Regions from separate parts of the Homo sapiens genome. Here region 2 is linked to region 1. A link is a contact called in ENCODE Hi-C data. All regions are on one chromosome and are shown on one strand. The core of a region is the stretch at or near the end of the contact, and the rest is flanking DNA. Distances in the headings are between cores, read along the strand shown.

Region 1 (5,976 bases), core at 2,184-4,683:
CCTTTGCTGTGCTGCCTCTTCATTCTCTGCTTCACTTGGCATAAGGCTACAGGGGGATGTGTGTCACATTTCCCTAAAAGTCTGGGGTAGTTAAAGGGAGTTACTACACTGGAACAGACTCACAGCCATGTACTGAAGATGTTTCCCATAGCCTGAGAGAAAAGGACCCAGATAGGCAACTCACCTCAACGAGGGGCATATCCCACTTCCTAACTCTGTTCTCCTGTCCTGAGGTCTGCCCTTCTCTCAAAAACACGCCTTTTGGCTGGGTGTGGTGGCTTACGCCTGTAATCTCAGCACTTTGGGAGGCCGAGGCAGGAGGATCACTTGAGGTCAGGAGTTCGAGACCAGCCTTGCCAACATGGCCAAAACCCATCTCTACTAAAAAATACAAAATTAGCCGGGCATGGTGGCACACACCTGTAATCCCAGCTACTCAGGAGGCTGAAGCACAAAAATTGCTTGAACCACGGAGGCGGAAGTTGCAGTGAGCCCAGATTGCTCCACTGCACTCCAGCCTGGGCAACAGCGTGAGAATATGTCTTTAAAAAAAAAAACCACGCCTTTCCTTCTGTTCCAGCTGCTATCACAAAGAAAAAAGGAAAGAAAGAAAGAAAGAAAGAAGGAAGGAAGGAAGGAAAGAAAGAGGAAGGAAGGAAGGAAAGAAAAGAAAGAAAGAAAAAGAAAAGAAAGAAAAGAAAGGAAAGGAAGGAAAGCAAAGAAAGGAAAGAAGGGAAGGAAGGAAGGAAGGAAAACGCACCTTTCCTTTAACTTCTGCGGCACAGACAATGATATCAAGTCTTGTTTCATTTTCCTCTTCCCAAGCACATGAGAAGACTCCATCCTCGGCCTTCCATGCAGGCATTGTGAGGGCCATGCAATGGGGTTCTGGGCAATGGGATATGACTGGAAGTGATGTTTGCCACTTCCAGGCCTGGTCATAAATCCCCTGCAGGACAGCGTCCACTCCCTCTCTTTTCTGACCACAGTTCCTTGAAGGTGACATGTTCTAGGAGGCACTGCTACAAGATGGAGAGGTGCTGCCCACTCTACATCAGAGTTTGTATTGTGAGCAAGGAGGAAACCCTCACAGTGCTTCACCCCTGAGGTCCCAGGGCTATCTGTGACCACACCATAGCCTTAATTACCCAGACAAATATCACCTCAGACTAAGGGTCTTCATTAACCCTTCAAGAAACCCTGCCCTCAGGTGTTAGGCTTACTCCAAAATCTATATTCTTCCTTCTAGCTATACATTTTACTAAATCTGAATTATTCATCTTAAATAATGCCCCAAAGAGAACAGTGAGACTTTGGCATAATAATGAGTGGTGACTTCGGCACTTTAAGCTCTAGCAAGATAGAGAAAAACATTGGCATTCTATATCCAAACTCTCTATTTTTTTCTCACTTTTATGGATATGTTCACACATAAAGCTCCCACACATAATGCTACCCACAGGTAAATCACACACACACACACACACACACACACACACACACACACACACACCCAAAGAGCTAATAGTCTCAGACCAGGAGTCACAAACATGAACATCTGAAGCGGCCATACAGAAAATGCCAGTATTGAAACAGACTGTGCACAAAGCTATGGAAAACTTGCTGAGCCATGCCTTGTCTGAAGGAAGCAGCTCTTTCCCCGTGTCCCCAGCTGTTACCATGCAAGCTGCAGGTCAGTGTGGCCAGATCTTGCAATCCTTTTAAAAAAATTAATATCTAAGTATCTATAGAAACTCTCCAAAGTTTTACAATGTGGCAACTACGTACTTCAAATAAAAATTTTTTTAAAGCTTTACATGCCAAACACAACTGAGCTGCCTGGTAGGCGTGCCCATGTTATGTGGGCCTACCATTTTGCATCATCTTCCCCAACCGTGTATAATTTATTTAACTCCTGCCCTGTAGATTGCAAGACTGCCTCTCTCACAGGAAAGTGAATACGTAATTATGCAGGGTGGTCCTTTTTCTTCATCACCAATCCTCCCCTATCTGCAAATTCAAATTGCGCCCCCTTGGCCACCGGAAATAAGAATCCAACCCATTGATAAGTCATATACATCTTACGTTTTGACTGTGGCTCCCTTAGCTACACCCAGGCAACCTCCAGCTTCTGATTACCATATGCAAGGACTCCATTAAATTCTTAACCAGCACTGCCCTTGCTGCTGCCTCTCTGAGGCAAGGGAGCACCATTAATGATGATGGCCTCACACCTCTCTCTCTCATCCATACACTCCTGTGAGCAACAGCCTACAAGTGTGAAATAATAGTCAGAAATTAGAACTGTATTTTTGTGCCTGCACAATTTTTCTGAGAACAAGGCTAGCTAGCTTTTAGAAGGATCAAACAGAATTTGAAAATCACCCTACTTTATGTGCCAAGAGCTTTAAGAATATCAAACATTTCTTACCATTTGCAAGCAAATGGGTCAAAAGATTTTTTGGCGATTATCTCCTCCAGAAAAGAGCAGTTTGAAACCAGAGAAAATGGGTGTTACTAAGAAAAAAAAAAACTACTTTAAGAGAACAAGAAAGTCAGTGCCTGAGATATCTCAGAAACTGAGATGGAATAACTTTCTTCTACCACACATGTGAGCTCCAAAGCACAAGAGAGGCTGCATTTCAAGCAGAAAGCTCTTTTCAAAGCACAAATGTTGGAAAAATAGACCAAGACATCAGCGCATTCTAAACACAGCTGTGTTTGTCCACACCTACTCCTGCCAGGTTGTGTTTGATTTAACCTGGCAACCCAGGGTTGAAAGGCTGCCGCATCCAATTATTCAGTCTCCGAGGCTCCTCTTCTCCCAGCATTATTATTGTTGATGTTTGATAGAGTAAATTGACCTATTATTAAATGTTGCAGCCAACAGAGAGGTTTTAATAACCTTTTGGAGTTTTGTATTAAATGTGTTTTTAGAGGGCTGTAATTTGTATTCATCCCAAAAAAAAAAAAAATAGCCACTATTCTGGGTGCCGTGGGCTGCACCTGCCGGGGTGAGTCTTACCACCACTCTGCTGCAGTCTGGGTTTAATGCATGAGTCACAGCTGTCTCTGGGATAATGTATTTATTAGCACTGGGGGGAAAAAAGAAAGGAAAACAGGTTGTAAGATTTGCCAATCAGTTGGGCTCTGCAAGTTGGAGAGTTCAGCAGGCTTTTTTGAGTGTTCTGGGTCACCTAGGAGTGAAGAACCTACAGAAGCTGTCAGGAAAGTATAAAGCCCCAGGTTGTCATCAGGATAATGAGCCGGCGCCCTAGCTGGACTGGTTATCTCAGGCCTGCATCACAGGCAGAGGAAGTTTACAAAAGAGAGCTTAAGGTGCAGTGTCAGCGTGTCCCTAGTTAGGGCCTAAGGGTACAACCGACTGAGCATCAGCATCCGATAGATAACAACAAAAGCCATTATCTCTCTCCCGGCTGGGCTGCCAAGTGGCGGGGCCAGGATTGCCTGGTGTTTGCAGTTTCCATAGCAGCACTGTTTTGTTCTAGCTGGCAAAGTACACGGAGAGGACGGATAAACATTGCAGGAAATGACACGAACAACCCAAGTACTGAGCCTGGGATCTCATGGCAGGCTCTGCCCTTTGTGAGTCAGCGGCGGAGGTGAGGACGGACACATTTCAGGAGGTGGCTGGAAACTAACAGCGCCTTCAAGCACAGCACCTGGCTAAACTCAGCCATCCCTCCAAGGCTAGAGCTCTGGGTCTCTACTCCATTTCCCAGAGCATTGGAAACACATGCAGTGCATTCAGAACGCCGATAAAATGTGGAGAGAGCCCCTGCACAGGCCAAGTGAGGGGTGGGAGTGAGGTGCTGTTATTCTCAGCTGCCCAGAACTCACTGAAGCCCTGGCTCCTCTTCCACCTCAGTGCTGCACGGATACAGAAGGGTCTCTGACATGCTGGTCACTGATTTGGAACGTTATGCCCCATGCCTGTGTGTTTATACCTGCAGGGAGCCAACACCTCCACCCCTTGCACTGGAGACCGCTAGAGAGGGTTTGAAATGGGGGGTGATACATTGTTCAGATCCATTATTTGCTGGGCATACAGCTACTACTCCCTACTAAGACAAAAGAAGACCTGGTCCCAGCCTTATGTATTAATCACGTAGTATGTAATAGGTCTAATTCACTTTAATTTCAGTTTTCATCTATTGGATAGAAACTGAATTAGTTGTCTCAGAATAGGAAGCCGAGTTCTCAGCCAATAAGGAAGCCTAGCAATTTCTTGATATTACAATATCAAAGCACCTCAATGGTGTTTTCAGTGTTAAAGAAATAAATCCTCTAAAGATTCTTCATTATTTTTATGCCATCCTCTATCATCATCGTCTCAAGCTGATACATGGGAAAAATGGGAGGTAACATTAAGTTTTATGTTTGCCAAAACGTCACGAACTCATCCACTAGTCTAGATATTTCTTGTTCCCAACCCTGTGTAAACACAGAGGGTTTAATGCAAATACACTGGCCACCTCCACCCTCCCTGTTCTGGGATGTGGCTGCTATAATATTACTTCTCTTTTATGGATTAAGCTAAATGCACCCTGTGTAACCAAAGTCTTCACTGGCTGAATATCAGTGCCTTTGGACTTTCAGGTTAACGGGACTAAATGTCTTTCTTTTAGATAAGCCAAAAAATATTATGGTCTCAGCTAGACCTAAATGACAAAATTGAAAAGGGTAGGAGAATAAATCTACAATGGAAGGAGTTAAGGAAACTCACATCTTTAAACCTGCACAGTAAACAAAGGGCAAGTGTACTAAGAACCGGTCTTAGCTATGATTTTAAAACCAGATTTCACTGGTCTTTGTTTCTCTAGAATCATAGCCAGTTGCCGGGAACATTGTAAGTACTCATAATTATTTGTTGAATTAACGATCCTCTCAGGGCTCCAGCAGCAGAATGGAAAGAAGCATCTGTAGTGTGGTGGAAAGCACCGGAGACTCAGGCTGCTCAGCCTCTGGCCCACTCCTCCTGAGTCCTGGCAGGGAGCCCAGCCTCCAGGGGCCCTTGGTTTCATGGTCGCTGTCCTGCTGCTACCTGACCGTGCTGGAAACCAAGGTAGGTCAAGCCTTGAGGTGGAAACCAGGCAACAGTTTCTGCCCTTGTTTTCCAGGACTAGGTAAGAACTTACTCTTCCTAGTTATGGGTTAAAAGCAAGAACTCTAAAAACTTATCTCCCTGCAATCTCTCAGGAAATAAATATGTCACCATCCACATCATCTCATGTTCATGGCAGCCCTCTGTTTGACTTTACACAAAGCACTCCCAAGACTGAGCTGGTGGGAGAAAAAAAAAAAAAAAACACATCAAAACAAAGCAGAAAGCCCCTGACATCTAGGTCCTTGTACTTTGATATTAACCATCATTTAAAGAGTACTTAGTAACTGCCATGCACTGTGCTAAGCATGTTACTAACATCTGATTTTTTCTTCACTCCTGTAAATGGACAGAGTTCAGAGAGGTGACATAGCTCGCCCTGGGTCACACAGCTAGCAAGTGATGGAGCTGAAATTGGAATCCAGGTTTGACTGACTCCAAATTCCAGGCACACTCTTTACCATTACAGCAAGCTGTCCCCTCCAGCCTAAGGCAAGAGACAGCACAAGCGCTACATAAATGATAAAGGAGCCTACAGTGTTTCATCCACCACTTCCCAGACAGGCAAGAGGGAAACGCATTTGAAAGGTTCAGAATTTTTTAAAAATTTTTTGAATAGGTAAAACATTTACAGGTTTCAAAAAAATCAAACAGTCTGCAGAGGTTCAGAGTGAAACATCTTATTCCCATCCTGTCCTCCACCAGCTCTCTATACTCTTTATTGGATTTGTAAGGTATCCTTCAGAGTTCCTTTATGCAAATACACGCACATGTGAACATACATATTTTTCCTTCTTGTTTTTCACAAAAGGTAATGCACTCTACATACTGTTCGGCACCTTGGGCTTTTC
Region 2 (6,245 bases), core at 2,386-4,885, 710 kb before region 1:
TTAAAAAAATGGAAGCAGTGAAGAGAAAGGGGAAGATAGAAAGTTAAGAGGCAGCTTAACAGAGAAAGGAAATGTTTATTCCACCAAATCCTCATGTGAATTCTAAATTATTAAATCTCTGAGAACACCTGATTTATGAACAGGATAACACTGCCCCTAGCCAAAATTATTTGTAATAAAAAGCAGGAAATCTCCTGAAGTTCATCTCAGATTTAATATCAAACACAGCAGCCACACCTGAACACTTCTCCATAAAACACGAAAACAGCATGGTGTGATCAGCCAGCAGCCACCAGTGGGGAGTTGGGTACAAACAGGGTGTGAGTGCCATGGAAAGGATCAGGCCTCACTAATCTAGAGAAACCAGCCAATGAAAAATAGCAACAGACTGAAATAATGTCAACACTTGGAAGGGAAAGGAGCACAAGGAAGACTCACTTCTAAATATACAACAGCCAGTTCACATTCCTTGTCAAAATACTGAGCTCCCTCCGTGACGACTGAAGTTGAAAGAGCAACACAATTGTGTTTTGTGTATGCATATTTAGAATATACCAAGTGAGGATGAAGCACCATGGGGAAAAAAAGACTTGTTATGAAATAGGCTTACATTGATGTTGCCTTTTTTTAATTTAATTTAATTTAATTTTTATTATTTTATTTTATTATTATTTTTTAGACAGAGCCTCACTCTTGTCACCCGGGCGGGAGTGCAATGGCACAATCTCGGCTCACTGCAACCTTCACCTCCTGGGTTCAGGCAATTCTTCTGCTTCAGCCTCCCGAGTAGCTGGGATTACAGGCAACTGCCACCACACTCAGCTTATTTTTGTATTTTTAGTAGAGACAGGGTTTCACCATGTTGGCCAGGCTGGTCTCAAGCTCTTGACCTCTGGTGATACGCCCACCTTGGCCTCCCAAAGTGCTAGGATTACAGGCGTGAGCCACCGTGCCTGGCAATATTGCCATTTTGTGAGAAAAGTAGCAAACCTCTAATAAGAATTTCATTAAAATTTGATTCAAATATTTTTCTACAGATACTTGGTTCAAAAAGAAGAAAGATGTCAAGAATGAAAAGGTATCTTATTATTTCTAGTGCAGACTTCTTAGGTAATGTGTTCATTACCATTTTTATAACATATGTAGTGAAGGATTCTTTCTCAGGATTATATATCCAACTATTTGAATACATATATAATAATTAAATTTATTCATGTTTAATCTAAGGCAATTTCGATAATTATCAGAATCATAAAGAAATATTTTTTGCATGTTTTCATTAATACTTCCATTAACATTTTGGCATTTGCTATGTTGTTAAGAAGTATTCTGAAAAGTAGAAAATCATATTAAAAAGTTGCTGTATTAATAGGATTTGGGGGTAAAAAGAACAAAAGACAAAAAGAGGAAGATTAATGTCATTGGTAGGTACTTGGGAAGTTACTTTAATTAGTTAACATTTTTTAAATCTGAAAGAAGAAAAATAAGTCAAGTTAATAAACCATAGTACACAGAAAAATAAATTTTGGACTATAAAAGACTCAGCCATATACATGGACTATATCTTTATATAGAGCAGATTTAATTATGAGAGATAACACTACCAAGATAATTTGAAACACCATGAGCTTTAAATTTAAAAGCACTATACAGATTCTCTTCATCCACTTGAACAGCTAAGAGTAAAAACGACCTCTATGCAAATACAAGTTATACTCAATGTTGACTTATTCAGAGAAAAATAATAATAATTGAGGCTACTTTTCCCTTCAGATTAAAAAAGAGTATTACAAACTTTTAATAAAATTATATAGTAATTGGTTGATATATCTATAAAAAGGCAAGTGGAATAGATTGCCTTGAAATACAACTTAGTATATAACATAAAAATACATTAATTTTATTATTATAATGACAAGTATCAATGTAATATATTGTAAGTATCATAAATATAATATAATAAATAAAAAGTATCATCAATATAATATAATGTAAGTATCATAAACTAAGGAGTAATATGACTATTTGCTAATACTGGGATATTGAGAAAATTGGGGGAAAGTCAAGAGCCTATATTATATCAGGTTTAAAAAAAAAATCCATTCCAGATAAGGTAAAGAGTGGGCTGTAAAAAAGAAACCAGAAAAAACAAACAAACAGAAAATATGGGTGAGATGAAAATGATCTAGGGATGTAAAAATTTGCAGATCATAATAGCAATACAGAAATAAAAAATGATTATTATATCTAACTACAAATTATAGAAACAAAACCACAAGTTTTGTAAGCTGTGATCATAAAGAAAATTGAGTAATGTGAAAAACTGGGACAAACTTTTTACAAATAATATAATAGATAAAGAATCAATACCCATAATATACAAAGAATTCTGATGAATCACCAATATTCATGCTCCAAAATGGTAACCACGTGTAGCTGCTAAAAATGCTGGAAGTATTGAGCCTCACTGGTGATCAAATGAATGCATTTTCAAACCATGAGGTGTAATTTTTGCCTTTCAATTAACCAGGATTTTTTAAAATAATGACACCCAACACTATAAGTATTCTTAGCTATTGCTATTGGGAGAGGAAATTAATATATCCACTTTGGAAAGCAACTTGATAATAGACAGACCATTTTAAAGTTTGTTGCCTTTGACACAGCAATTCTCTTCTAGCAATCTATTCTAAGAGAATAATTGGATATGTAAGGATTTATATATGAAATGTATAATCCAGAATTATTATTATTTTTGCACCAACCTAATACATTAAGAAACATTAGGAATGTTTTCAATGTCCAACAAGAAAATGAGCACAAGAATATTGGCACATCCCCACAAAGAAATATTATACTAGCATTAAAAATGTTCTTAACTAACATCTAGGTGATATACGAAAATATAATAAAATGACATGAAATGAAGACGGTGAGACAGATCTATAGCACATAAGTAGAAAGAGCTGGAGTTGAGCTTGAGATGCAGCAAATCTAAATGGCAGGGCACACTTGGAAGAACCTTCCAGCTGTCAGGGATACAGCAGTAATGATACAGACAAAGCCCTGGCCTTGGGAATCAGACAATAAACAAACAAGTAAATACATTATATAACACCAAAGTTAGGAAGAAAAATGCACATTTACATTTATCTCAAGCAATATAATGCACTACATATATGCACACGCACGCACAAACTGTGGGGGAAACAAAATATCAAAATAATAACAGTGAGTACTTTTATTTGATGTGATTAAGATATTACAGGTGATTTTTAATTTCATCATATTTTTTTGGCATTTTAAATTTGTTTATCTATTATTATTAAAAGAAAGGAGGAAATGCTATATACTGTTACTGAAAATACTTACCACAATCATAAAGTTTTACTTTGACTTCCAATAAGGTACAGAATACATATAAATTTTCCTTTCTTCATTTGACTAAATGGATCATCGACCACAACTACTGGGTAGAGATTTGTGTTCCCGTCATTTAAAAATAGAATAAACAATATGTGTCCATTATGAGAAATACTGAAACAGGATAATCAGGATATCCTGTGTTTCTAAGTGCGCATAGATCAGAGGCAGGGAGTGGAGGAGGCAGGGTTAAGCAGGGAGGGAATTCCACCCAGGTATTGCTATAGAAATGGCAGCAATAGAGCAGAACTAGCACTATCTTTTAGAGAACAGGAAATACCTGCCCTGCCTAGTCACAGACTTGCATCATAAACTCAATGGTTTGAAAAGCACCTATGTATTCAAACTGAAGATTTCTCCCTTGCTGCAGTTCAGAGTCCACGTTGTGACTTGGCATAAAGACAAACAATTCCGCAGCTCAGAGAAAGACATCATTGAGTTCAATTTCTAGTGGCTTTCCCCCAACATTTGCCACTTGATCACTTCTCCTTGGCAAGAGGACACTGCACTGTGAGGAATAAATAGCTAAACACTTACATACATTTAAAACACATTTAACCTTTTTCCACAAGACCCAGAGCAGCTAGCGAATAGTACCTTAAAATCATGACCTCCACTTGCTGTCTATCTCCCTCGTTTCTTTTTGTCATTTTCTGGCTGAAAACAAAGTTAATCTTCTTTTCTATTTCAATTTCTCTTTTACTTGCCTCAGGCCAGAATATAGAAAGTGAGACTTTGTTTGACAATATCAATAACAGAAAAATTAAATATTGCCTCCACAAATGATATTTAACCTATTTTAAGAGCCAGTGTATCTGTAAAGATGTTAAAGACAATAAAAAGCAGCTATTTCCTTATAATATTCTAACATTTCAGCATTTCCTAATTGTAAACTTTCTATTTTAATCTTCTAACCAAATGACCTTCAGTAAACGACCTGAAATGGATTAACTTACTTCAACTAGCCTAGCACCCTCTTTCATTATCTATTTGACTAACAGCTTTAGAAAGTCAAATGCAGGCAAATTTTAATGCTCTGACACATTTTTAAAAGCAGTTTTGTTCTATTCTCAAATGACATAGAGGTCACTTCTAATGATTACATTTCCCCCAGCTAATTTCAAGGCTAAAATCTTGCCATAGCCATCTTTCTTAGATTTCTATTCAACAACACTAAGCATTTGGAAAGAGTACTAGAAAAGGATCAGGATTTTAACTTATAAATATAGACAAATTAATCCATCTCTGTGGCTTCTATTTCGTTAGCTTCACAATAAAAGGGTTGTGAATTTTGATGGTTCCTCCCCTCCTAACTCTAACATCACAGGCTTTGACAATTTATTTTCTCAAGGTCAAATTAATTGTGGTTTTAATTATGACAATGAGTCCAATACACTAAGCCAAGTCAATGTGTGAATAGAAGAAGGTAACCAAGTAGAGAACTCTTTGTACACACGGGTAATATGATAATTGAAACCATTTTGAAATGTAGAGACATTACTATAATAAATCCTTTGCTATCTATCTCTTAGAGAACGGCCATGACCATAGACTATCAGGGAGGAAGAAGAAATAGCATCATGAAAAGCCAATAGAAGAGATTCTTCGGAAGAGGTGGGACTTGGGATACCAAGAAAAGCATTGTGCAAGGGGCAGTCTCCCAGGACCTAGAAATGACTTTGCTCATAAAATCATACATTCTATTCTTTAATATCTCATTTTGTGTTATATGGCTATGTATTATAAGCTCTAGTTTTTACATATTTTGGCCTATTTTAATGCTATGCCATGAACTTGATATCATGAACTATTTTTCATATAGTATTGTACAGCTTGATATATAAAACAGTGGCCTTTGTATTTGATCACTGCATTCTCAATAATATGTATCAGTACGGGTTATTGTTTAAGCTTTTGTCACAGCAAGATGTATTTCTTCCACTTCTATAATTTTAAGAGAAAGCATATAAGAAAGGGAAAGAAAGATAATATGGTACAGCACTAAATAGCCAGGAAAACCATGTGATTTAAAAAACTATGAGCCTGTCTCCTTAGAAAAACAATTATAAAAATATTGTATGTTCTTGAAAAACAACCTCCAGCATTGGAGATTAGAAATGCTTCAACTCTGAGACTGAGATAATTGTCATTTCCCATGGCCGGGTGTTTCAAGTAAGAGTGTCTTTTCCCTCGTGAGAATGGGTTTTCTCAAAGCCAACAGTCAAGCAGTACAGAAGAAAAGAAACAGCTTCCCCATGTCCACAAATCCTGATCTGATAGTCCCTATGGGTGACAAATGAACTAATGACATGATGTTTAATACCAATAAAAAGCATACCATTAAATAAGTATCTACTATGAGCAAAGCATTGTCAGACACAGCCATAAATTATATCTAATTCTCACAACGATCTTAAGGTAAGCATTAGAATACCCACTTAGGTGGGAAAAGGAATGAATTAATGCAGACTTTTGAAAGTCATGACAAGGATCGCTCCCTCTCTTTCTTTATGTATGCAGCATATTAGAAATATATAAATGCAATCCTAACTAAATTATGGGGAATGTCTAATACTGAAATGTAGCAGACCCATCAGAAAAGATTCCTCTCATATAATTGCATCTATGGATACTTATGGGCAATCCCATATGTCTATGCTCTTGAGAAAAATAATGAATCACATAATAAAAGACTAATATAAACCTTCTGGACCACAGAGGCTACAGACCATTTTATATCTTCTGTGGGCATATATAATAAAAGTAGTAAATAGGATTAGGGATTCATCATTATACCACATTAATGGCACCCTTAACAAGCA

The links. A loop is a pair of places that touch in the nucleus more often than their neighbours do. Pooled maps may share reads with other maps.
Region 2: a map of Caco-2 shows a loop between it and region 1 (2.6-fold over the local background). The contact joins two enhancer-like sites. A Hi-C loop is called at or near these places in 3 of 168 maps with a recorded cell type or tissue (Caco-2, chondrocyte and left cardiac atrium) and 12 of 50 pooled maps.

The regions. Positions count from the first base shown.
Region 1 is chr4:138,907,643-138,913,618 of GRCh38, forward strand. The region is part of intron 2 of LOC105377448 (a long non-coding RNA gene); the gene reads right to left. Among named protein-coding and RNA genes, the nearest start is that of NOCT, 110 kb to the right of the region's middle. RefSeq lists an enhancer at 3,117-3,698. Within about 2 kb of position 3,434, at least 19 of the 41 ENCODE cell types and tissues checked have a DNase peak (open chromatin) inside an H3K27ac peak, as active enhancers do.
Region 2 is chr4:138,196,001-138,202,245 of GRCh38, forward strand. The region is part of intron 6 of SLC7A11 (solute carrier family 7 member 11); the gene reads right to left. Among named protein-coding and RNA genes, the nearest start is that of SLC7A11, 43 kb to the right of the region's middle. Within about 2 kb of position 3,636, at least 9 of the 41 ENCODE cell types and tissues checked have a DNase peak (open chromatin) inside an H3K27ac peak, as active enhancers do.